Regions from separate parts of the Homo sapiens genome. Here region 1 is linked to region 2. A link is an interaction called in ENCODE POLR2A ChIA-PET data of the cell type or tissue named here. Cell type or tissue: OCI-LY7. All regions are shown on one strand. Links, peaks and the distances in the headings refer to the core of each region. The heading gives the core; the rest is flanking DNA.

What was found. Peaks named below come from ENCODE experiments on the same cell type or tissue, not always from the same donor. Only the 100,000 strongest peaks of a DNase experiment are listed, where the experiment ranks them.
Region 1: POLR2A ChIA-PET joins it to region 2 with 31 read pairs; 21 of 35 experiments call an interaction of 5 or more read pairs at or near these places.

Annotation. Positions count from the first base shown.
Region 1 is chr19:16,253,879-16,266,370 of GRCh38, reverse strand. No RefSeq gene overlaps it. Among named protein-coding and RNA genes, the nearest start is that of AP1M1, 62 kb to the right of the region's middle. RefSeq lists enhancers at 5,956-6,035, 6,466-6,685, 7,551-7,885. In OCI-LY7, for the core only: a CTCF peak has its summit at 6,550 (motif pointing right); DNase peaks (open chromatin) are centred at 5,700, 6,330, 7,689, 8,721 and 1 weaker place; H3K4me3 peaks cover 3,837 bases; H3K27ac peaks cover 4,783 bases.
Region 2 is chr19:16,312,316-16,324,437 of GRCh38, reverse strand. KLF2-DT (KLF2 divergent transcript) reads left to right here. Exons shown (of 2, transcript NR_186323.1): 1 at 1-131. Among named protein-coding and RNA genes, the nearest start is that of KLF2-DT, 6.3 kb to the left of the region's middle. RefSeq lists a silencer at 1-94, a promoter at 1-302 and an enhancer at 4,757-4,836. In OCI-LY7, for the core only: no CTCF peak of the experiment used is centred there; DNase peaks (open chromatin) are centred at 1,667, 2,357, 4,715, 7,637 and 1 weaker place; H3K4me3 peaks cover 1,683 bases; H3K27ac peaks cover 1,826 bases.

The sequences.
Region 1 (12,492 bases), core at 2,840-10,839, 61 kb after region 2:
TTGCCAGATGGATCCTAAACACCCTTTATTTCATAGACGGGGGCTGGGGGTATTGAAGTGAGCCCCTGTCAGGCCTGGAGTTACTGGGGAGCTTGCAGAAAGCTCAGGTTTCCCTGTCCAGGTTGGTGGCCTCTTTGTATCACAGTCAAGTCACCATGAAGCAACAGCACGTCGTGGGCAGCACGGTCTTTGTGGCTGGCAGGAGGTGGCCAGGGACTCAGTCCCTGGGGCGGCCAACTCAGTTCTGCCTTACAGGAGACAGAGCCTCCACGCAGTTCCCAAATGCATCCATGCTGTTCCATGCAGTTTCACACTGTTCCATCTTCCACAGGAAGGTCTGCAAAGACCTGAATTCCTTGCACCCTGGGGTCTCCATTTGAAGGCCTGAAGCACCAAAGGTAGGGCTGACTCTGTGGTATGTCCCTCTTCTTTCAATAAATATTTTTAGAGCAGTGGTGGAGAACGGAGCCCTGTCCCAGGTTTGAAATAAAACCCAAACCTGGCCGGGCACAGTGGCTCACACCTGTAATCCCAGCACTTTGGGAGGACGAGGTGGGCGGATGACTTGAGGCTGGGAGTTCGAGACTAGCCTGGCCAACATGGTGAAGCCTTATCTTTACTAAAAATACAAAAATTAGCCAGGCATGGTGGCTCGCACCTGTAATCCCAGCTATTCAGGAGGCTGAGGCAGGAGAATTGCTTGAACCCGGGAGGTGGAGGTTACAGTGAGCTGAGATTGCACCACTGCACTCCAGCCTGGGTGACAGAGCCAGACTCCATCTCAGAGACAGACAAACAACAAAACAAGACAAAACACAAACCTCTCACTGAGGCCCTCAAGGCTCTGTGGTCTGGCCCCGGCCACCCTGTGACCCCATCTCCTCCTGCACACCAGCCTCCCCAACACACCAGCCTCCCCACAGTTCCATGATCACACCAGGCATGGTCCTGCCTCAGGGTCTTGGCACTGTCTGTTCCCTCTGCTGCAAATGCTGTTCCCTTCAGCCACTCCTTTATCTCCTGCTGGTCTCAGCTTAAATGTCACCTCCTCAGAGAGAACCTCCTTGACCTTCTCGGCTAAAATGACCCTCCGGGTCCCACCTACCATGTCATGACCTATTTTTCTCCATCACAAAGATTTCACTCAATGTTATTTTGCCCACTTCATGGCTGTCCAAAACAGGCGAATCCAAAGACAGAAAGCAGATTTGTGGTTGTCAGGGTTCTGGGGAGGGGGATAAGTGACTGCTTCTCAGTCACTTCTGAGGTGGCCAACTCAGTTGGAGACGGGGTTTCCCTTTGAGGGGATAAAATGTTCTGAAATTAGGTATAGGTGATGGTTGTACAACCTCATGAGTGTGCCCCAAACCCACTGAATCATATACTTTAAAGCAAATGGTGAATTTTGTGTTGTGTGAATTTTATTTCAATTTTTTAAAAAGTTGGCCGGGCGTGGTGGCTCATGCCTGTAATCCCAGCACTTTGGGAGGCCAAAGATAGTGCATTGCCTGAGGTGAGGAGTTCGAGACCAGCCTGGCCAACATGGTGAAACCCCATCTCTACTAAAAATAAGAAAATTATCTGGGCGTGGTGGCAGGCGCCTGTAATCCCAGCTACTCAGGAGGCTAAGACAGGAGAATCACCTAAACCTGGGAGGCAGAGGCTGCCCTGAGCCGAGATCACACCATTGCACTCCAGCCTGGGTAAGGAGAGTGAAATTCCGTCTCAAAATAAATAAATAAATAAAATAAAAATTTAAAAATTCAACCCAGGTGCAGTGGCTCACGTCTGTATTCCCAACACTTTGGGAAGCCGAGGCAGGAGGATCGCTTGAGCCCAGGAGTTCAAGACCAGCCTGGGCAACAGTGTGACCCCGTCTCTACAAAAAATGTAAAAGTTAGCTGGGTGTGGTGGTGCATGCCTGTAGTCCCAGCTAGCTACTCGGGAGGCTGAGGTGGGAGGATCACTGGAGCACAGGAGGTCAAGTCTGTACTGAGCCATGATGAACCTGCTGCACTCCAGCCTGGGTGACAGAGTAAAATCCTGTCTGAAAAAAATCAAAATAAAATGGTGAATTTATGTTGTGTGAATTTTATCTCAATTTTTTTTTAAAAGTCAGAGCTAGCAGCCAGGCACGGTGGCTCACACCTGTAATCCCAGCACTTTGGGAGTCTGAGGCAGGCAGATCACTTGAGGCCAGGAGTTCAAGACCAGCCTGGCCAATGTGGTGAAATCCCATCCCTACTAAAAATATAAAAATTAGCCGGGCGAAGTGGGGGGGCACCTATAATGCCAGCTACTTGGAAGGCTGAGGCAGGAGAGTCTCTTGAGCCTGGGAGGCGGAGGTTGCAGTGAGCCGAGATCATGCCACTGCACTCCAGTCTGGCGACAGAGCAAGACTCCGTCTTAAAAAAAAAAAAAAAAAGTCAGATCTAGCTGCTGGGATCATTCCTGCTTCAGGGCAGGGGGTTTGGGGGTCTACATGAGCCGTTCCTGCTCCCTGTTCCTCTAGCCCAGCAACCAGGATTTGGGGCCTCCGGTGCGCAGAGCAAGTCCTAAGCGCTGTGGGTGCTGGAAGCCGGCTTGGCAAACGGGAGCGGGGGTCAGGGAGGCCTATGTCCAGCAGCCGTGCCCAGGTGGCAGCAACTCAGGCCAGAGTGGGTTAAAGGGGAAGTGGATCTTTTCATGGTCCCCAGGTTTCTGGATTTGCATCGACCACTTTTACATAAAAATCTTTCCAGGCTGTGCCCAGCGGGCCCTGAAGCCGGCCGTGGGGTCGGGGGCTGGGTGGGCAGCTTCTGCGGGAGGTTTCTGCAACACAGGGTGCCCCTCGCTGGTTCCTGTTTTGGGGGAATGTTATCACCATTGGCTTCTTAGAAAGAGCTGGAGGTGGGGGAGAGAACCCAGCACCTTCAGAGCCTCACTGGTCACTTTTATCCTCTCTTTGCCTGGTGGGGGAGGAAGACAGAGCCCCATCCAGGGATCAGCAAGGGGACACCCCTGGGGGAAATGACAGTGGCTGGGTATCTCCGGTGTGCCTGGCCTTTTTTTTTTTTTTTTTTTTTTTTGAGACAGTCTCGCTCTGTCACTCAGGCTGGGGTGCAGTGGCGCAATCTCAGCTCACTGCAAACTCTGCCTCCCGGGTTCAAGCGATCTTCCTGCCTCAGCCTCCTGAGTAGCTGGAATTACAGGCACCTTTCACCACGCCTAGCTAATTTCTGTATTTTTAGTAGAGATAGGGTTTCACCATGTTGGTCAGGCTGGTCTCAAACTCCTGAGCTCAAGTGATCTTCCTGCCCCGTCCTCCCAAAGTGCTGGGATTACAGGCGTGAGCCACTGCGCCATGCCAGGTGTGCCTGGCTTTCTATGTGCTGTGGGTTATCTTTGGGGACCCCTGGCGAGAAGTGTCACCCCCCAGACCTGTTGTTTAGCTGAGAAGAACTGGGGCTTGTAGGAGGGATGGCCCAAGCTGAGCTGGAGTTTGGTCCCGAGCCAAGCTGATAACACTCCCTGCTAAAGATAAGGTGGGCCTGACCCCGTGTATTCAGCCAGCAAATATTTACTGAGCGCCTTTCGGTGCCAGGCTCCAGGCTGGGGAGTCAGAAGTAGGATGGATGGAGAAGCAGGGAGAAAGCCAGCTGGGTCCTGCCCTCCCACGGGTAGCGGTGGGGATGGACGAGCAAAAGGCAGAAAACCAAGGTGACTCTGGAGAGACCACAGTTGAAGACAAGACCACAGTGGGGGTGATACTGAGGGGCCTGAAGTGTCTGGAACAGGCAAATCTGTAGAGACAGAAGGTGGCTTAGTGATGGCCAGGAGCTGGGGGACACAGTGTAACTGGGTGTGACTGGTGAAAGGGTATGAGGTCGCCTTTAGGGGTCAGAGAAGAGAAAGATTCCCTATGGGGAGGTTTAGGGGAAGGAGACCCCAGGTCAAGGTGCAGCCCGGATAAAGGCTCGAGGTAAGGCCAGGAGCTGTGGCAAGGGTGCCTGGGTGGTGATCTGCCCAGATGGTGTCCCCGAACCCCCTGCCCTGCGTGTGGCACGAGTCCCTTCTCATCAGTGCCTTTTTACTTCTTCCATTTCCCCCAATGCGGCTGAATTTGCATTACTGAGTTATTTCTTTTTAGAACTCCTACCTTCTCCCCTTCCCCCAGAGTTTTTCCTGGTGCAAGCTGAGGGTGCCACCCCCACCCCCACGGCATTCGAAGATCAGAGAGTTTCCTCCTTGGGGCCGGGCTTCTCAGAAAAGCCACCTCTGCAGTGCTCGGGTTATGAAATGCCCCCTCCACTGCCCAGGCACTCTTGGCTGGAATCGCAGTGAAATCCGTGGTAAAGAGTCGCTGGGCTGCCTGCAGAGGGGTCGAAGATGAGACTCACCCTCCCAGGCCCCCGTTTGACAGGTGAGGACACTGAGGCCAGTGAGCTCAGAGTGAGACTCAAACTTGGGAGATCTGGCTGATTCTTGGGCACAGAGGTTGTGACCACTCTCCAAGTGGGTGCAGCTGGGAGAAAGTGGCCCTTGGGCGAGCTGGGCCAGGCTCACATTGCCCCTCCACCTCCTACTTGTAGCCAAGCAGCCTGGATTCACCGGGCCTCAGTATTCCCCTCTGGCAGATGGGCTGAGCAACCCTTTACCACTCAATCATAAATGCCCTTGCTCATGGCTTCAACCGCCCTTCCACATGTCCATTCCACTTAATCATCAGCCTCCACTTAAACTTCTCGGCTTGGCACCTGTCTCGGGGTAACATCCATGCACCCTGCTGTGGCTTTTGAGGGTCTGCATGGCTGGTCCCTGCCCCCACCCAGCCACACGGGCCTCTGCCAGGTCCCTCAAACACCAAGGCTGCCTCAGGACACCAGGCCTTAGCCGCGCCGTGCCTCTTGCCTGCAGTGCCCTTCCCGAATCCATCCATGCCCTCAAACCTCACCTAGTTATTATCTACTTAGCTTTCATTCTCAGTCCGAGACATCAAACTGCTTTCTTTCCTTTTCTTCTTTTAAAATATTTTATTCAAGGAAAACATACAGACATTAAAGTACCCAAATCCTAGGTACACAGTTCTGTAACTTCTCATAAAGGGACTATGCCCAGGTAACCAGCAGCCAGCTCAAGAAACAGGACACTCCGGCTGGGCTTGGTGGCTCATGCCTGTAATCCTAGCATTTTGGGAGGTCGAGGCAGGAGGATTGCTTGAGGCCAGGGGGAGTTCAAGTCCAGCCTGGGTACATAGCAAGATCCCATCTCTACCAAAAAAGAAAAGAGAGAGAAAAAGAAACAAGACATCCCCATCCCCACCACCTTCATCAAAGCTCCCTTGTGGGGCTCAATATTTGGAATTGACGAATGGTTACGTGAACGGGCCCATTGCCTATGACATAGGTGTCCAGCAAGCCGCTGAGCCCATGGGTTGCATTACTGGAGGTATAGACTCCAGAATGGGGAAGGTGATTTCCCTCTCCATTCTGGGCTGGTCAATGCTGTCAGGCAGGGGGCCCTGCCACTTCAAAATGGGGATAGATGGATAGTGGCAGGTTTGGGGAAGACCACCATGGTGTGTGTGTGTGTATGTGTATACACACTTCTAAGTGGTGTCCTGGGAGAAGGCCCTGGAGGCTTTAGGGCATTTAACCTAGAGAAGGACTGACTTAGGTCTCTGTCAGCAGTCCCAGGTGGCTGGATGGCAGAGCAGGGCAGGGTGGGGACTGAGCCACTCTGAAGGAGGCACCCACTTTCACTAAGCCACACACTAGGCTGCCCCGGCTGGCAGTGAGCATGTCGTCAGGAAAGAGATGCCAGTCCAGTGCCTCCCTGGCAGCAAACTGAGCCAAGTGGTTGTGTGGCATGAACTAGAAGACATCTTGACCCCCAGTCCCCACCAGATCTTAAAGAAAGGTGGGCAGGGATGAGGACTTCAGGGACACCTGAAGGGGCCCATTGCCTGTGACATAGCTGCCCAGCAAGCTGCTAGGCCCATGGGTTATATTATTAGAGGTATAGGCTCCAGAATGAGGGAGGTGATTTCCCTTTCCATTCTGGGATGGTCAGAATGGTCAGGCAGGAGCCTCTGCCACTGCTGAGACTTTTCTGTGGCCAGTGGGGAGACTGAGATCCAGAGAAGGACAGTGACCTGCCCAGAGTCATTGGGCCAAAACTGGCTTTCCAGGCACGGGCCAGGCCTCGAGCTCTGGTTTTGGGTGGAGTTCAGGCCAGGTTATATGTGGTGTGGCTGTTCCCTTTTGCCAGCTGCAGCTGCCTGGGGTGGGGGCCGGCCGGGCACGCTTCATCACCTGCCCTGGCAGGCAGTCGCAGGTGCTGGGCCGGCCACTTTACATAGCCACGCTTGGGTTCCTCTGCCCGCGCTGCCGTCCTGCCCCCTTGCCTCTCCCCAGGAAAGGCCGAGGCTCTGAGGTCAGGAGCCGGCTGCGGGCCCCAGTGAGTTCTTGAGTATTTTTATTTCACTTCTTCGTTTCACTTTTACTGGTCCTGGGAGAAATATGCATGTTATTCAGGACCAGAGCAGTCATCACTGGGCCCAAGATGGCACTGTTCTGTGCCAACAAGGGGTCGTGGAGCAGGCAGACCCGGGTTCAAATCCTAACCCCACTGCTTGTTGGCTGGCCACATCACCCCTGGAGCATCTCCTGAGAGGTGCACGGGGTGGAGATTCTGATAGGGCGTGGCCTCTGGGCTGCTGTGTGGCTTCAGGCAACTTCCTGCCCCTCTCTGGGCCTCAACCCCTCTTCTGTAAAATGGGAATAACTACAGCCCATTCTTATAATGTGGCTCAAATTCAGCAGTTATGCGGTGTCACGCTGGGTGCCTGTCCACTGAACTTTTTGGGTGGAGGAGCTGGACCCACCGTATGTTCTTGAACTTGAGAAGCTTGGGCTTGCGTATGGATCCCTGTTGTGTGTGTGTGTGTGTGTGTGTGTATGTGTGTGTGTGTGTGTGTGTGTGTGTTTAGACGGAGTCTTGCTCTTATTGCCCAGGCTGGAGTGCAGTGGTGCAATCTCAGCTCACTGCAACCTCTGCTGCCTAGGTTCAAGCGATTCTCCAGCCTCAGCCTCCGGAGTAGCTGGGATTACAGGCACCAGCCACCATGCCCGGCTAATCTTTGTAATTTTAGTAGAGATGGGGTTTCAACATCCTGGCAAGGCTAGTCTCGAATGCCTGACCTCATGATCCACCCGCCTCAGCCTCCCAAAGTGCTGGGATTACAGGTGTGAGCCACTGTGCCCGGCCAAGGCAGGTTTTAAGATGCAGATTCCTGGGCCCTGCTTTGCATTGGGAGAAAGTGGGTTGGCCCTCAGATGTCGGCCCAGAAACTTCAGAAAAGGCTCCAGGACCTGGAGGTGTGTTTTTCCCTGGGACAGGATCAAAGGAGGGATGTGGGGAGGGGGAAACTGAGGCACAGGGCGGTGAAGCCACTTGCCCAGCAAGTGAGAGTGTCTGCACCAGGACTGAATAGGGGCTAGCTCGATTCAGAGCCAGCACCCTCTGGCCTGCAGTGATGCCCGGACGGAGTCCACCCCTGTCACTCTGTCCCGCTCAGCTCCTGAGCTCCTCCCGGGCCCCGTGTTCCAGCAGCCTCAGGGCTGCCGCAGAACATGAAGCCTGAGGCTTCCCCGGGGAACAGCTTGGAGCCGAGTTGGGGTTTATATAGTGGCTCCCAAAATATCTGGCCGCTGATAGGCTGAGCCGGGTGCAGGCGCGGCTGACCCATGCCGCGCTTCCTGTCCTGCCAAGATGTTTCCTGCCGATAGCCGGGCCCAGCGGCCTTATCTGTGACCTCAGGGACACCCAGGGGACAGGGTGTCCTGGCCTGGGCAGGGGCTGTGGGGAACCAGGAGGGGGTCAGGGCACAGGTGGTGGGTTCTCCATACACACAAGTTTTGGAAGGAGCACTGGACTTGCAGTCTGGCTGCCCAAGAGTTGAAAATTGGCTCTGGGTCTAAACAGCTGTCCCCCAGGGAAGCTGAGCCCCTCTAGAAATCTCAGTCTCTTATCTATCAACGGGGGGTACTGGGGTCTCCATTTCATTTATTTTTTATTTTTATTTTTATTTCGAGATGGAGTTTTGCTCTTCTTGCCCAGGCTGGAGTGCAATGTTGCGATCTCGGCTCACCGCAACCTCTGCCTCCCGGGTTCAAGCGATTCTTCTGTCTCAGCCTCCCGAGTAGCTGGGATTACAGGCATGTGCCATCACACCTGGTTAATTTTGTATTTTTAGTAGAGACGGGGTTTCACGATGATGGCCAGGCTGGTCTCGAACTCCTGACCTCAGGTGATCCACCCACCTCGGCCTCCCAAACTGCTAGGATTATAGGCGTGAGCCACTGCACCCAGCCTGGCATCTCCATTTTTATAAAACACTCGCCATCCCCTTGTGTCCCCTAGCCCAGTCCTCAAGGAGCCCCCAGTCTCAGGGAGACAGAGCTGGACACAGATGGCCACAGCCTGCAGGATCAGGGCTCGGTTGGAAGGCGGGTGGGGATGAGAGAATTTGGAGCATCTGTCTGCGGCAGCTGCCTGGAGGAGGGACATCACAGTTGGGGTTTAATGATATGTAGGAGCTCTCCAGGCAAATGACACGGAAGGGATGACCACGCTGAGGGAACAGCATGTGTGAATGCTTGGAGTCAGAGTGTCACTATCCCCATTTCACAGAGAAGGAACCTGAGATTCCAAGAGAAACTGATTCTGTGGCTCTGAAACCTGGCTCTTTCCTCTGCACCTGCTGACCAAGATCTCAGCTTCCGGAAGAGGACACGATAAGGACTAAGGGCTTCAGATGTACCCCACAATCTGAACAATTATATTTTTATTTCAAAATAATGTTATTACAACCCAAATAGTGAAATTAACAGTATATAATAAATTACACGCATCTACATCTGTATACATATACATATACACCCACATCTTAAGTTATAGGAAAGAGTTTATTTTGGCAGATAGTGTGAAACAAAATTAAAGTAGCATGAAAGAGTAACATAACTCAACTTCCTTTTTTTTTTTTTTTTGAGATGGAGTCTTGCTCTTGTTGCCCAGGCTGGAGTGCAGTGGCGTGATCTCAGCTCACTGCAACCTCTGCCTCTCAGGTTCAAGCTATTCTTCTGCCTCAGCCTCCCAAGTAGCTGGGACCACAGGCATCTGCCACCATGCCTGGCTAATTTTTGTATTTTTAGTAGATACGGGGTTTCACCATGTCGGCCAGGCTGGTCTCGAACTCCTGACCTCAGGTGATCCACCCGCCTCAGCCTCCCAAAGTGCTGGGATTACAGATGTGAGCCACCACGCCTGGCCTCAACATCCTTAATGTGGTATAAGTGTGACACATTTCTTGTCACTATGTTCTGCGAAATCATCATACCCACACTTCTTTATCTAACGGATACGCTGAAATTTAATATTACACTATTCACTTACATTGTGATTCTCTCTCTCTCTTTTTAAAAAAACAGGGTCGGTCTCACTCTGTCGCCCAGGCTGGAGTGCAGAGGTGCTACCATAGCTCACTGCAGTTTCCAACTCCCAGCTCAAGCGATCCTCCCACCTCAACCCCCCTAGTAGCTGGGACTACAGGCATGCACCACTATGTCTGGTTAATTAACTTATTTATTTATTTTTTTAAGAGATGGGGGTCTCACTATGTTGCCCAGGCTGTTCTCAAACTCCTACTCAAGCGATACTCCTGCCTCAGCCTCCCGAAGTGCTGAGATTACAGGTGTGATGTCACTGCACCCAGCCCCTGTGCTCTGATACTAAAAGGGTTTTTCAGCCGGGTGCAGTGGCTTCCTGCCTGTAATGCCAGCACTTTCAGAGGCTGAGGCAGGAGGATCACTGGAAGACAGGAGTTTGAGACCAGCCTGGCCTGGACAACAAAGTGAGAACCCATCTCTACAAAAAGTAAAAAATTAGCAGGGCGTGGTGGTGGGTGCCTGTAATCCCAGCTACTCAGGAGGCTGAGGCAGAGAATTGCTTGAACCTGGGAGGCTGAGGTTGCAGTGAGCCAAGATGGAGCCATTGCACTCCAGCCTGGGCGACAGAGCGAGGCTCCGTCTCAAAAAAAAAAAAGGCAGGGGAGAGGGTTCACCTTTTTCTCTCATCAGCCCAACTTCAGGGACCAGAAGGATACTTGGGAGCCAGTGTCTGGTGCTGGGAGCCTGGCAGCAGCCACACAGAGAGGGGAAGCTAAAGGCCACTCCCAAGGTTCCAGGTGGGTCTGAAACTGGGTCTCCTGCCCCTGCCTGCCCCGTGGCTTCAGGGAGGTCCTTGTGTCCTCCAGCTCAGTCCTGCTTTGGGACTCAGGCCTGTGACCCGAAGCAGCCTGGCTTTGAGACGTTCTGAGGTTGTCCTCTCCTTCCCTCCCATCAGAGGGGCTACAGTTTCCCGGGATGGTTCACCCTTGAGGATGCAGTGTCTGCCCACGCACTGGTCCCCCACTCCCTGGCTTGGGTTTGGGGCTTTTGAGCCGCAACATAGGGAGGGGCTGAGGGGCGAGGGGTGAGGGAAAACTGTTGGTTTGGGTCTCCCTCTCTTTCTCTCTCTTTTTTTGATAGATTCTTGCTCTGTCACCCAGGCTGGAGTGCAGTGGCGCGATATTGCCTCACTGCAATCTCCACCTCCCAGGTTCAAGTGATTCTCCTGTCTCAGCCTCCCGAGTAGCTGGGATTACAGGTGCCCAACACCACGACCGGCTAATTTTTGTATTTTTAGTAGAGATGGGGTTTTGTGAGGCTGGTCTCGAACTCCTGACCTCAAGTGATCTGCCCACCTCTGCCTCCCAAAGTGCTGGGATTACAGGTGTGAGCCACCGCAACCAGCCAGTTTGGTTCTCTTTTAATGTTTTTCAAGTCATGAGTATAATGTGGAATTTTTTTTTTTTTTCAGTAAATCAGAACCTCCCTCCAAGGGCCTGAGTTACTTGGATCTCCTGGTCATAGAACACAAAAAGTGTGTTGGAAGAACCAAACAAATCCTTGTACACACATACACACACACACAGACACACACACTCACAGACACACGTACACACACACACAGACACACGTACACACACAGACACATGGACCCACACAGACACACACATTCACAGACACACACACATACACAGACACACAGACACACTCACACAGACACACAACATAGACACACAGACACACACACTCACATAGACACACAGACAGACACACACATACACAGACACATGCACTCACAGCAGCGCTATTCACAATAGCCCCAAAGTGGAAGCAACTCAAGTGCCCATTAACAAGTGAACAGGTCAACACAACATGTTTCATCCACACAATGGAATACAATGCAGCCATGAAAAGGAAGGAAGCACTGCCCCATGCTACAGCGTGATGAGCCCCCAAAAACACGGTGCTGAGTGAGAGAAGCCAGACACAAAAGGACACACGGTGTAGGATTCCACTGATATAAAATGCCCAGAACAGGCAAATCCATAGGGACAGGAAGCAGAGGAGTGGCTGCCAGGGGTTGGGGGAGGGGAATGGGGAATGGCTACTGATGGGGATGAGGTCTCCTTTGGAAGTGGAGGTCATGGTTGGATGACATTGTCAATGTACTGAATGCCACCAAATTGTTCACTTTAAAAATGGTGAACTTTATGTTATATTATGTAGCTCTCCCGGCCTGCTGGGGCCCCTCCTGCACACATCTCCCAAGCCCCCTCATAGAACCCTCCTGTGAGGTAGGAGAATCGCTTGAACCCGGGAGGCAGAGGTTTCAGTGAGCTGAGATTGTGCCATTGCACTCCAGCCTGGGTGACAGAGCAAGACTCCATCTCAAAAAAAAAAAAAAAAAAAAAAAAAGAAGAAGGCCAGGCGCAGTGGCTCATGCCTGTAATCCCAGCACTTCGGGAGGCCGAGGCGGGCAGATCACTTGAGGTTAGGGGTTCGAGACCAGCCTGGCCAACATGGTGAAACCCTGTCTCTACTAAAAATACAAAAATTAGCCAGGTGTGGTAGCACATGCCTATAATCCCAGCTACTAGGGAGGCTGAGACAGAATTGCTTGAACTCAGGAGGTAGAGGTTGCAGTGAGCCGAGATCACACCACTGCACTCCAGCCTGGGTGACAGAGTGAGACTCTCAAAAAAAAAAAAAAAAAAAAAACCCTCCTCCCTCCTTTGAGGTAAAGGCTGGCAAGTGGCTGAGCCTGGGTGGTACTCAGGTCTGGCTGGCTCCAGTGCTTGAGTGCTCAGTGCCCCACACGCCCCTCTTAGTGGCTCTGTTACCCGTGGCCCTGCTCCTCCTGCGCAGTGGCATGGTGGGGGCTGCAATGTGACTGCACGTCTCCACACACACCCACTCACGTGGCTGGCCTCCTGCTGCCCAGGGCCTTCTGGGAACTGTGCAGGTGCAACCTGTTTCTCTTGGAATGGAACAGAGCCAGGGGTGGGATGGGAAATGTGCTCAGCTCAGCGTCAGGGCAGGCGGGGCGGGGGAGGGGCCCTGCAGG
Region 2 (12,122 bases), core at 1-8,000:
TCTCAGGGGAGCACCGGGCTTGGCGGTCTCCCCGGATCCCTTGACGGAAGGGGAGATTGGCTCCAGCCTCAGAGAGGGCTGCAGAACCCTGGATGGATGGGAAGTCTGGAGTCTCCAGGATTCATGGATGGGTGAGGCTGGGCCCCTCATCTGTTGTGGGACCACCCAGAGGGACCCACCGTGTGCACATCACCCTGTAAAAAAAAACACCTTGTGTAGACCTGGTGCAGTGGGTCACATCTGTAATCCCACCGCTTTGGGAGGCTGAGACAGGAGGATCACTCGAGGCCAGGAGTTCAAGACCAGCCTGGGCAACACAGTGGCCCCCATCTCTTAAAAAATAAAAAAAATTAGCTGGGTGTAGTGGGAGGCTGAGGTGGGAGGATCGCTTGAGCCCAGGAGGTCGAGGCTGCAGTGAGATACAATCACACCACTACACTCCAGCCTGGGTGACAGAGGAGACTGTCTCAAAAAAACAAACAAAACAAAACTTTTGTGTGGTAACATCAAGACACATTAAATCTTTGACATTTGAGACACCCACCCCCTCCTCCCCAACCTCAATAAGCCCGTCAAGTGCAGGGAAACTGAGGCAGAGGTGGCTGGGAGAAGTTGGAGTTGCGGCAGGCACAGGCAGGCTGGGTTCCTTTACTGACTTCCATAAATGAATTAAGTAACTCAGAGGACGGTGATGACAGTCATTCCCCCAATACAGCTCCAGCATCGGGGGCATCAGAGGACAATGCTGCCCAATGGGTCCCTTCAATGCTCCACCTCTGTCCCCCACACCATATCCCTGCTGGCCAGGGACTGTCACTCCTGTTACAACTGTCTGCCAGCCCTGGGTAGGCACTGGGGACACAGTAACCAAGAGATAGACAAGATCCCTGCCCTAGGGGACCTCCACTTTAGTGAAGGAGGGAAGGATAGAGGTTTATTCATTTGAGTTTTTTTGAGACAGGGTCTCCCTCTGTTGCCCAGTCTGGAGTGTAGTAGTGCAATCACAGCTCACTGCAGCCTCGAACTCCTGCGCTCAAGAGATCCTCCTGCCTTAGCCTCCCAAGTAGCTGGGATTACAAGGTGCACACCACCATGCCTGGCTAAATTTTTTTTTTTGTATTTTTTTGTAGAGACGGGGTCTCACTATGTTGCCCAGGCTGGTCTTGAAGTCCTGGGCTCAGGCGATCCACCCGCCTCGGCCTCCCAAAGTGCTGGGATTACAGGTGTGAGCCATTGCGCCTGGCCTTACTGATAGGGGTTTAAAAAGAAAAATGGAGCAGTAGAAGGGACTAGAAAGTGAGTGTGAGATGAGGGAGTGGGAAGGAGAAAATGGGGAAATTCTGAATCTCACCCAGGGGGTGAAATGTGAGCTAATGTGAAAAAGTCATTGGGGACCATGTGGGTATGGGAGGAAGAGCATCCCAAGGAGGAACTTGGAGCCAGGTGGTGAGGGATGCAGGCAGCTCCTGCCCTGGAAGCTTGGACTCTCAGCCTCTGCAGAAATGCACTCTGCAGGGTCCCCTCTGCAGCCCCCACCAAACCCAGTCACCGGAGACTTCAAGTTGAATACAAACTTGCTTTCTGCAGTTGCCACTGAAATGGCTGCGAGTCAGCCTCAGCCACTGAGCACGCGCTGTGTGACCTTGAACCAGTGGCTTTGGCTGTTTGGGCTTGCCTCCTCAATCTTCGAAATGCAGATAAGAATAGTACCTTACCCCAAATGGCTATTGTGAGTTCACACAGGCTCTTTTCTTTGTTGTGGAAGTAGGTGACATCTTGTGTGACACTGAATTCTCTACCAGCGCTTGGGAGATGGGCCTGCTTGTGTGCTTTGGGAATTGAATTGCCTTTCTCTGGGCCTCAGTTTCCCCGTATGATAATGATGGAAAGATTAAGGGAATCAGGAATTTCTCCTCAAGGATATGGGATGCCTGGGCAGCTGCCGGGAAGGGTTTTTGTTTGTTTGTTCCTTTGCTTTGGCCAAGACCGTCGGCTGGGCGCAGTGGCTCACACCTGTAATCCCAGCACTTTGGAAGGCTGAGGCGGGCAGATCACTTGCGGTTAGAAGTTGGAGACTAGCCTGGTCAACACGGTGAAACCCTGTCTCTACTAAAAATACAAAAATTAGCCGGGCGTGGTGGCGTGTGCCTATAATCCCAGCTACTGAAGAGGCTAGAATCGCTTGAACTTGGGAGGTGGAGGTTGCAGTGAGCCGAGACCGTGCCACTGCACTCCAGCCTGGGTGACAGGGTGACAGAGTAAGACTCTGTCTAATTAAAAGAAAAAAAAAAAAAAAAAGACCTCTGACCACAGCATCCCTCTAGTTTGTCAGAGAGCACCTTGGTCCCCTGGGCCTCTGAGCCTTGCTCACTGGCACCTGCAGCTTGTCTGAGGTACCTCTCTGCCTTCCTCCTCTCTCACTGTCTCTGTTTGGGTCCTGAAACACACCAAGCACATTCCCCTCTGCGCTCACTGCGCCCCCGACCAGCGTTCCTTTCTTTCCATTTCCAATTGTGAAGCTCCGTCGTCTCTGCCTGTCTCTCTCTCTCTCTTTTTTTTCAACCTCCCTTAACTAACGTACTTTATTTATTTGTTTATTTTTGAGACAGAGTCTTGCTCTGTTGCCCAGGCTGGAATGCAGTGGCTCAATCTTGGCTCACTGCAGCTTCCGCCTCCCGGGTTCCAGGGATTCTCCTGCCTCAGCCTCCTAGGTAGCTGGGATTACAGGCACCCGCCACCATGCCCAGCTAATTTTTGTTTGTTTGTTTGTTTTGTTTTAGTAGAGACAGAGTTTCACCATGTTGGCCAGGCTGGTCTCAAACTCCTGACCTCAAGTGATCCGCCCGCCTTGGCCTCCCAAAGTGCTGGGATTTGGGAGGCGTGACTCACAGCGCCTGGTCTGGACTTTTATTTTCTACAGCAGTTTTAGGTTTACAGAAAAATTGAGCACGAAGTACACGGCGTTCCCAGGTAGCACCCCTCGCACCACCCCAACCTTTCTCCTATTATCATCTTGCATTAGTGTGGTGCATTTGTGACAATTACTGAGCAGAGAGGAATATATTGTTATTAACTAATAATAATAATAATCCATAGTTTATTTATTTATTTATCTTGACACAGGGTCTTGCTCTGTCATCCAGGCTGGAGTGCAGTGACGCGGTCATGGCTCACTGTAGCCTCAAACTCCTAGGCTCAAGCCATCCTCCCAGCTCAGCCTCCCAAGCAGCTGGGACTACAGATGTGCACCATTATGCCTGGCTGATTTTTGTTTGTAGAGACAGGGTCTTGCCATGAGTAATTCAATCCATGAGTAATGGGTTAAATAGTGGCCCCACAAAGAAATGTCTGAGTCTCAATCCCTGGCACCTGTGACTATGACCTTATTTAGAAAGAGTTTCTTTGGCTGGGCACAGTGGCTCACGCCTGTAATCCAAGCACTTTGGGAGGCCGAGGCAGGTGGATCACCTGAGGTCAGGTGTTCAAGACCAGCCTGGCTAACATGGAAACCCCGTCTCTACTAAAAATATAAAATTAGCCAGGCACGGTGGCTTGCGCCTGTAGTCCCAGCTACTTGGGAGGCTGAGGCAGGAGAATCACTTGAATCCGAGAGGTGGAGGTTGCAGTGAGCCGAGATCGCACCCTTGCACTCCAGCCTGGGCGACAGAGTGAGACTGTCTCAAAAACAAAAAGAGTTTCTCTGCAGACATCATGAAGCGTCTTGAGGTGAGACCATCCTGGATTAAGGTGTGCCCTGATCCAGCGACAAGAGTCCTTAGGAGAGAAAGGACGCAGGAACACAAACACAGAGAAGAAGGGCATGTGAAGATGGCCAGAGATTGGAGTGAGGCAGCCACAGGCCCAGGGATATCTCCGGAGCCACCAGCAGCAAAACTGGGAAAAGATTCTTTTTGTTTCTTTTTTTTTTTTTTTAGATAGAGTCTCCCTCTGTAGCCCAGGCTGGAGTGCAGTGGCGTGATCTTGGCTCACTGCAGCCTCCACCCCTTGGGTTCAAACAATTCTTGTGCCTCAGCCTCCCAAGTAGCTGGGATTACAGGTGCATGCCACCATGCCCGGTTAATTTTTGTATTTTTAGTAGAGATGGGGCTTCATCCTGTTGGCCAGGCTGGTTTTGAGCTTCTGACCTCAAGTGATCTGCCTGCCTCAGCCTCCCAAAGTGCTGGGATTACAGGCTTGAGCCACTGCACCTAGCCAAGGGAACAGATTCTTTCTCAGATGGCTGGGTGTGGTGGCTCACGTCTGTAATTCCAACATTTTGGGAGGCCGAGGCAGGAGTATTACTGGAGCCCAGGAGTTTGAGACCAGCCTGGGTAACAAAGTGAGACCCCCTCGCTACAAAAAATACAAAAATTGGCTGGGCATGGTGGCGCATACCTGTGGTCCCAGTTACTCGGGAGGTTGAGGTGGGAGGATCGCTTGAGCCTGGAAGGCAGAGGCTGCAGTGAGCCGAGATTGCACTCACTGCACTCCAGCCTGGGCAACAGAGTGAGACTCCATCTAAAAAAAAAAAAAAAAAAGATTCTCCCTCGGAGCCTCCAGAGGGAACCAACCCTGCTGATGCCTTGATTTTGGGCTTTTGGCCTCCAAAACTGTGGGGAATACATTTCCATTGTTGGAAGCCACCCAGTCTATGTCTTTTGTTGCGGCCACCACAGGAAACTCATACATCGTGGTAACCAGCTGTTCTCCCGCCTGGCTTCCTCCCCAGACGGTGAACCCCTCAAGACAGGGGCCTCCCTTGACTCATCTCTGTGTCCCCCTGGGCCCAGCTGTGGACCCGATTTGTTGAAACAAAAGTGATGTAAAGACAGTGGCCACCCACTGAGGACCTCCCAGGGCAGCGTGAAACATTTCAGCAGAGTGCCTGGCCAGCAGAACCAATGCAGAGAGCTGCCAGTGCATGGAAAGAACACGAACTTTTCATTTTATTTTACAGAAATGAGGTCTCGTGGGCTGGTCTTGTGGGCCAGGTGTAGTGGCTCACACCTGTAATGTCAGCACTTTGGGAGGCTGAGGTGGGCAGATCACCTGAGGTCGGGAGTTCAAGACCAGCGTGAAAAGAGACCGTGGTGAAACCCCGTCTCTACAAAAACTACAAAAATCAGCTGGTCGTGGTGGCACGTGCCTGTAATCCCAGCTACTCGGGAGGCTGAGGCATGAGAATCGCTTGAACCCGGGAGGCAGAGGCTGCAGTGAGCTGAGTTCGTGCCACTGTTCTCCAGCCCAGGCGACAGAGTGAGAACCTGTCTCAAAAAAAAAAAAGAAAAGAAAAAAGCGGGAATGTTGGCTCACGCCTGTAATCCCAGCACTTTGGGAGGCTGAGGCGGGTGGATCTCGAGGTCAGGAGTTCAAGACCAGCCTGGCCAACATGGTGAAACCTTGTCTCTACTAAAAATACAAAAATTAGCCAGGCGTTGTGGTGAGCGCCTATAGTCCCAGCTACTCAGGAGGCTGAGGCAGAGAATTGCTTGAACCCGGGAGGTGGAGGTTGCAGTGAGCCGAGATCGCACCACTGTGCTCCAGCCTGGACGATAGAGCGAGACTCTGTCTCAAAAAAAAAAAAAAAAAAAAAAGAGAAATGAGGTTTCAGTGTGTTGCCCAGATTGGTCTTTAACTCCTGGCTGGCCTCAAGTGATCCTCCTGCCTTGGCTTCCCAAAGTGCTGGTATTACAGGCATGAGCCACCGTGCCCGACCTAGAAGAATTTTAATTGCCACATTAGCTGTGTGACCTTAGGCAAGCCACTTAACCTCTCGGAGCCTCAGTTTCCTTTTGAGAATATGAGATGGCATTTGTCAGTGTTCAACAGTACTTGCTGGCTGATTGTGAAGATGAGTGAATGAGCCTTTTAGGGGATCTCAGGCACTGTGGAATCTCTCTGTGCAGGAGAGGCTTGGCACTGGGAGGGGGCCTGGAGCACAGACCCGCTCCTGCTGTTGTCCTATGAACCTGCTATCTGGTTGGCATCTGCCTGCACAGGTATCTGTCCTCGTGAAGTCCCAGCCAATGATGATGTTGGAGAAAGAGCACCGGGCATGAAGTCACATTCTCAGCCCTGCCTGGAACTAGTTAGGTGACTTTACCCTCAGAGCTCTGCAAGCCTTGGCTGGGTGCGGTGGCTCACGCCTGTAATCCCAGCACTTTGGGAGGCCGAGGCGGGTGGATCATTTGAGGTCAGGAGTTTGAAACCAGCCTGGCCAACACGGTGAAACCTCGTCTCTACTAAAAATACAAAAATTAGCTGGGTGTGGTGGCTCATGCCTGTAATCCCAGCACTTTGGGAGGCTGAGGTGGGTGGATCACCTGAGGTTCAAGACCAGCCTGACCAACATAGTGAAACTCCATCTCTGCTAAAAATAGAAAAATTAGCCAGGGATGGTGGCAGGTGCCTGTAATCCCAACTACTTGGGAACTTGGGAGGCTGAGGCAGGAGAATCCCTTGAACCTGGAAGGTGGAGGTTGCAGTGAGCTGATTGTACTCCGTCCTGGGCAGCAGAGCGAGACTTCATCTCAAAAACAAAGCAAAATTAGCCAGGCATGGTGGCACACATCTGTAGTCCCAGCTACTTGGGAGGCTGAGGCAGGAGAATCACTTGAATCTGGGAGGCAGGGTTGCAGGGAGCCAAGATCATGCCACTGCACTCCAGCCTGGGTGACAGAGGGAGACTCGGTCTAAAACTCCTGACCTCAGGTGATCCACTCACCTAGGCCTCCCAAAGTGTTGGGATTACAGGCGTGAGCCACCACACCTGGCCACTGTTGGGAACTTTATGTTTCCTGATGATGATTTGTTTTTTGGAGACAGGGTCACCCAGGCTGGAATGCAGAGATGCGATCATAGTTCACTGCAGCCTTCAACTTCCAGGCTCAAGCAATACTCCCGCCTCAGCCTCCTGAGTAGCTGGGATTACAGGTGTGCACTACCTCGACTGGCTAATTTTTATTTAATTAATTAATTAATTAATTTTTGAGATGGAGTTTTGCTCTTGTTGCCCAGGCTGGAGTGCAATGGTGCGACCTCTGCTCACCACAACCTCTGCCTCCTGGGTTCAAGCAGTTCTCCTGCCTCAGCCTCCCGAGTAGCTGGGATTACAGGCATGCGCCACTATGCCCGGCTAATTTTGTATTTTTAGTACAGACTGGGTTTCTCCATGTTGGTCAGGCTGGTCTTGAGCCCCCAACCTCAGGTGATCTGCCCGCCTTGGCCTCCCAAAGTGCTGGGATTACAGGCGTGAGCCACCGTGCCTGGCCTGGCTGGCTAATTTTTAATCTTTGTAGAGACAGGGTCTCACTTTGTTGCCCAGGCTGGTCTCGAACCCCTGGGCTCAAGTGATCTTCCTGCCTAAGCCTCCCAAAGTGCTGGGATTACAGGCATGAGCCACAGTGCCCAGCCTCGATGGTGATTATCTTATTGTCATCTCTTTCTTGCTGCCCCTTATCTTCTCCTAACAACTCAACATTATAAATGTAGACCAAGGAGGCAGAATATTTTCCTCAAATCTGTTGATAATAGTTGCTTTTAGCACTGTGCTGGTGCAGATTCTGAGGTTGTAGCCAGGCCCAGTGCTGTGATGGATTGGTCATGTCTGTGATTGACTGATTGACTGGTGATGTCTGTCACTAACAGGGGATTGGATAAGTGGTACGTGTGCAGCTTTGCATTTGTTGTCTCCTGCCAGGCTGTCTTCAAGGGCTCAGGAAACTTGCAAACAAGAAGTTTTTCGTCTGAGCCACAAATAAATACTGAGCTTCCGCTCCATGCTGAGCTGAGCATGGAGAGGAAACTGATGAAGTATATGGCCTGTTTCTGCACATAGAGAGATTACAATCTTCTTTTACTGGGCCCTGGACATTTCTAGTAACCTTGAATTCTTTCCACTTTTCTTCAGGGTCTAAGCTGCCTTTCTCTTTACCAGCTGTTTTGCCCCAAATAGCTATTGTGTGCACTTGGCTCAGATCCCAAGAGCAAGTACTCAGGAATTCTACAGAAAACACGTCATGTAAAATACAGCTGAGCTTCCAAGACAAATTATGAACACTGGAGGAATTACAATCACATTACAGCAGCAACTGGATGATGACTCCCAGCTGGGGCAATTGGGGTGTTTCTGCTGAAGTTTGCACAACCCTTTTTCAGTATGTTGCAAAACTTGGCTCCTCATGTTGCAAAAATGTTTGATAGTTCTGTGTTTCTTGAGGATGCGGAGAGATACGGGCAGAGGCACCCTCTGCAAGTGCGCTTCTTATCTCGGGTCACCACCTTGTCGCTGCAATGCTTGGAGCTGAGGTCTGATAGGAAAGGTCACTTTGTGATTTGCCTGGTTGTCTCTGGAGTTTGTGTGTGTGTGTGTGTGTGTGTGTGTGTGTTTTGACAGGGTCTCGCTCTGTCTCCCAGGCTGGAGTATAGTGGTGTGATCATAGGTCACTGCAGCCTCAAACCCCTGGGCTCAAGCGATCCTTCTGCCCTTGCCTATCAAAGCACTGGGATTACAGACCTGAGCCGCCACGCCTGGCCCTGCCTCTGGAGTTTTCTTACTACTACATAAATAGGTCGCGAGTGCTTGGGGAAGATGCGGGATTGCACTGGGCTGATGACTGATGGGTTCCCATCAGAACCTCTCATCATCTTCTTGCCAGCCAGGCCATTACTGCCTCGCTCTTATTGACACACAGGACAGAAGAGGGGGAGAGAGCAATACTTACTGAGCACCTAATGTATACCAGGCCCTATGCTGAGGATCTGGATGTATTTTCTTTTTTTTTTTTTTTGAGACCAGGTCTCACTCTGTCACCCAGGCTGGAGTGAAGTGGCACGATCTCGGCTCACTGCAACCTCCACCACCCAGGTTCAAGTGATTCTCCTGCCTCAGCCTCCCAAGTAGCTGGGATTACAGGCACACGCCACTACACCTGGCTAATTTTTGTATTTTAAGTAGAGACGGGAGTCTCACCATGTTGGCCAGGCTTGTCTGGATGTATTTTCTCATTTAATCCTCCCAGTTGGTCTGTTCAGTGAGGTAAGCGATGGACAGCTGGAGCCCTGAGTTTAGATTCTGGCACTTGTACTTGTTGACCTTGAGTGAATGATATTCTTTTTTTTTTTTTTTTTGAGATGGAGTCTCGCCCTGTTGCCCAGGCTGGAGTGCAGTGGCGCAATCTCAGCTCACTGCAACCCTCTGCCTCCCAGGTTCAAGCAATTTTCCCGCCTCAGTCTCCTGAATAGCTGGGATTACAGACATGTGCCACCACGCCCAGCTAATTTTTATATTTTCAATAGAGACGGGGTTTCACCATATTGGGTAGGCTGGTCTCAAACTCCTGATCCCAGTGATGATCCGCCTGCCTCAGCCTCCCAAAGTGTTGGGATCACAGGCGTGGGCCACTGCGCTGGCCTGATGTTTTCTTTTTGAACTTCAGTCCCTCATTCGTCAAAGGGGCATGAGAATGCCTGCCCATCATGTGTTTATGAAGGTAGCAGACAGGAGAATCGCTTGAACCCTGGAGGCGGAGGTTGCAGTGAGCCGAGATGGCGCCATTGCACTCCAGCCTGGGCAACAAGAGCGAAACTCTCTCTCTCTCAAAAAAAAAAAAAAAAAAAAAAAAAGATTTTTCCTAGAAGAACCCTTCCATCTCTGGGAGCTATTTTTATTTATCTTAATTGGAGGCTGGCAAATGGTGGCTTGCAGCTTAAAAAAAAATCAAAATATCAATAGTGTAATTCTTTACATTCTATGCATATTCCTATGTAAATTATATCCATATGTATATATGTTCTTATCGAGGTGAAGCTCACATAACCTGAAATTAACCATTTTATTTTATTTCATTTATTTATTTATTTTTGAGACAGTCACTCTGTCTCCCAGGCTGGAGTACAGTGGCGCGACCTCGGCTCACTGCAGCCTCCATCTCCCAGGTTCAAGTGATTCTTCTGTCTCAGCCTCCCAAGTAGCTGGGATTACAGACGTGCGCCACTCCACCTGGCTAACTTTTGTATTTTTTGTAGAGATGGGGTTTCACCGTGTTAGTCAGGGTGGTCTCGAACTCTCAACCTCAGGTGATCCACCAGCCTCGGCCTCCCAAAGTGCTGGGATTACAGGCGTGAGCCACTGCGCCCAGCTGAAATTCACTATTTTAAAGTGCACAATTCAGTGGCATTTGCTACATTCAGTGCTCTGCGAATGTCACCTCTGTCTGGCTGCAGAACATTTCTGTCGCCGCCAAAGAAAACCCTGTCCCCATCAGCAGTCACTCCCCACTCCCCTCCCCCAGCCCCTGGCAACCACCAATCTGCTTCCTGTCTCTATGGATTTGCCTGTTCTAGGCTTTTTTTTTTTTTTTTTTCCTTGAGACGGAGTCTGGCTCTGTTGCCCAGGCTGGAGTGCAATGGCGCGATCTCGGCTTACTGCAACCTCTGCCTCCGGGTTCAAGCGATTCTCTTGTCTCAACCTCCTGAGTAGCTGGGATTACAGGCACCTGCCACCACACCCGGCTAATTTTGTATTTTTACTAGAGACAGGGTTTCTCCATGTTGGCTAACTTTTGTATTTTTTGTAGAGACAGGGTTTCACTGTGTTGGTCAGGCTGGTCTCCAACTCCTGACCTCAGGTGATCTGCCCGCCTCGGCCTCCCAGAGTGGTGGGATTACAAGCGTGAGCCACTGCACCAGCCAACATTTTTATATGAATGGAATCATATAATATGTGGGCACTGCAGCTTTCATTTGGCCCATGAGCTAAGCATGGATTTACATTTATGAATGGTTGGAAAAAAAAGAATAGTACTTCGTGAAACACAAACATTATATGAAAATCAAATTTCAGTGTGCATAAATACATCTTACTGTCAGTGATACCCATTCATAGATCCATCATCTATAGCTACTTTTTTTCTTTTTGAGACAGGGTCTGGCTCTGTCTTCCAGGCTGGAGTGCAGTGGCACGATCACAGCTCACTGCAGCCTTGACCTCCTGAGCTCAGTTGATCCTCCCACCTCAGCCTCCCAAGTAGCTTGGAACTACAGGCGTGGGCTACCACGCTCGGCTGATTTTTTGTAGAGACAGGGTCTGTGTTGTCCATACTGGTTTCGAACTCCTTGCCTGAAGAGATCCTATCCTGCCTTGGCCTTCTAAAGTGTCGGGATTACAGGCATGAGCCACTGCGCCTGGCAATGGCTACTTTCCTGGGATGACGACAGAGTTGAGTCATTTTGAAAGGGACCACGTGGCCCACAAGGCAGAAAATCTTGACTCTGGCCAAAGCTTAGAGACGTTAGCTTCAAGCACAGGGAGAAGCCAGCAGAGCTATGTTCAACTCCAGAGTCTGGACTGAATTCCCAGACTATCGCTGCCTCTCAGTATGCTTTTTTTTTTTTTTTTTTTTTTTTTTTGAGATGGAGTCTTTCTCTGTTGCCCAGGCTGGAGTGCAGTGGCGCAATCTTGGCTCACGGCAACCTCCACCTCCCGGTTCAAGCAATTCTTGTGCCTTAGCCTCCCGAGTAGCTGGGACTACAGGAGTGTGCCACCATGCCTGGCTAATTTTTGTATTTTTAGTAGAGACAAGGTTTCACCATGTTGACCAGGCTGGTCTCGAACTCCTGACCTCAGGTGATCTGCCCACCTCAGGCTCCCAAAGTACTGGGATTACAGGTGTGAAACACCGTGCCTGGCCTCAGTATGCGTTTAATAGACACTGATGAACACTCTTTTGTTGTTGTTGTTGAGACAGGATCTTGTTCTATTGCCCAGGCTAGAGTGCAGTGGTGCAGTCATAACTCACTGCAGCCTCAAACTCCCGGGCTTAAGTGATCCTCCTGCTTCAGCCTCCTGAGTAGCTGGGACTACAGGTGCATGCCACCAAACCCTGCTAATTTTTTATTTTGTTTGTAGAGACAGGGTCTCCCTATGCTGCCCAGGCTGGTCTCCAACTCCTGGTCTCAAATGATCCTCCTGCCTTGGCCTCCCAAAGTGCTGGGTGTGAGCCACCATGCCTGGCTAAGGAATACTTCTTATTGGGCAGGTGCTGGAGTGTGAGCTGTCTACCAGAATGGGCCAGTCTTTGCCCTCATGGAGCTTCCAGACAGGGAGGAGCCTGAGGGTTAAC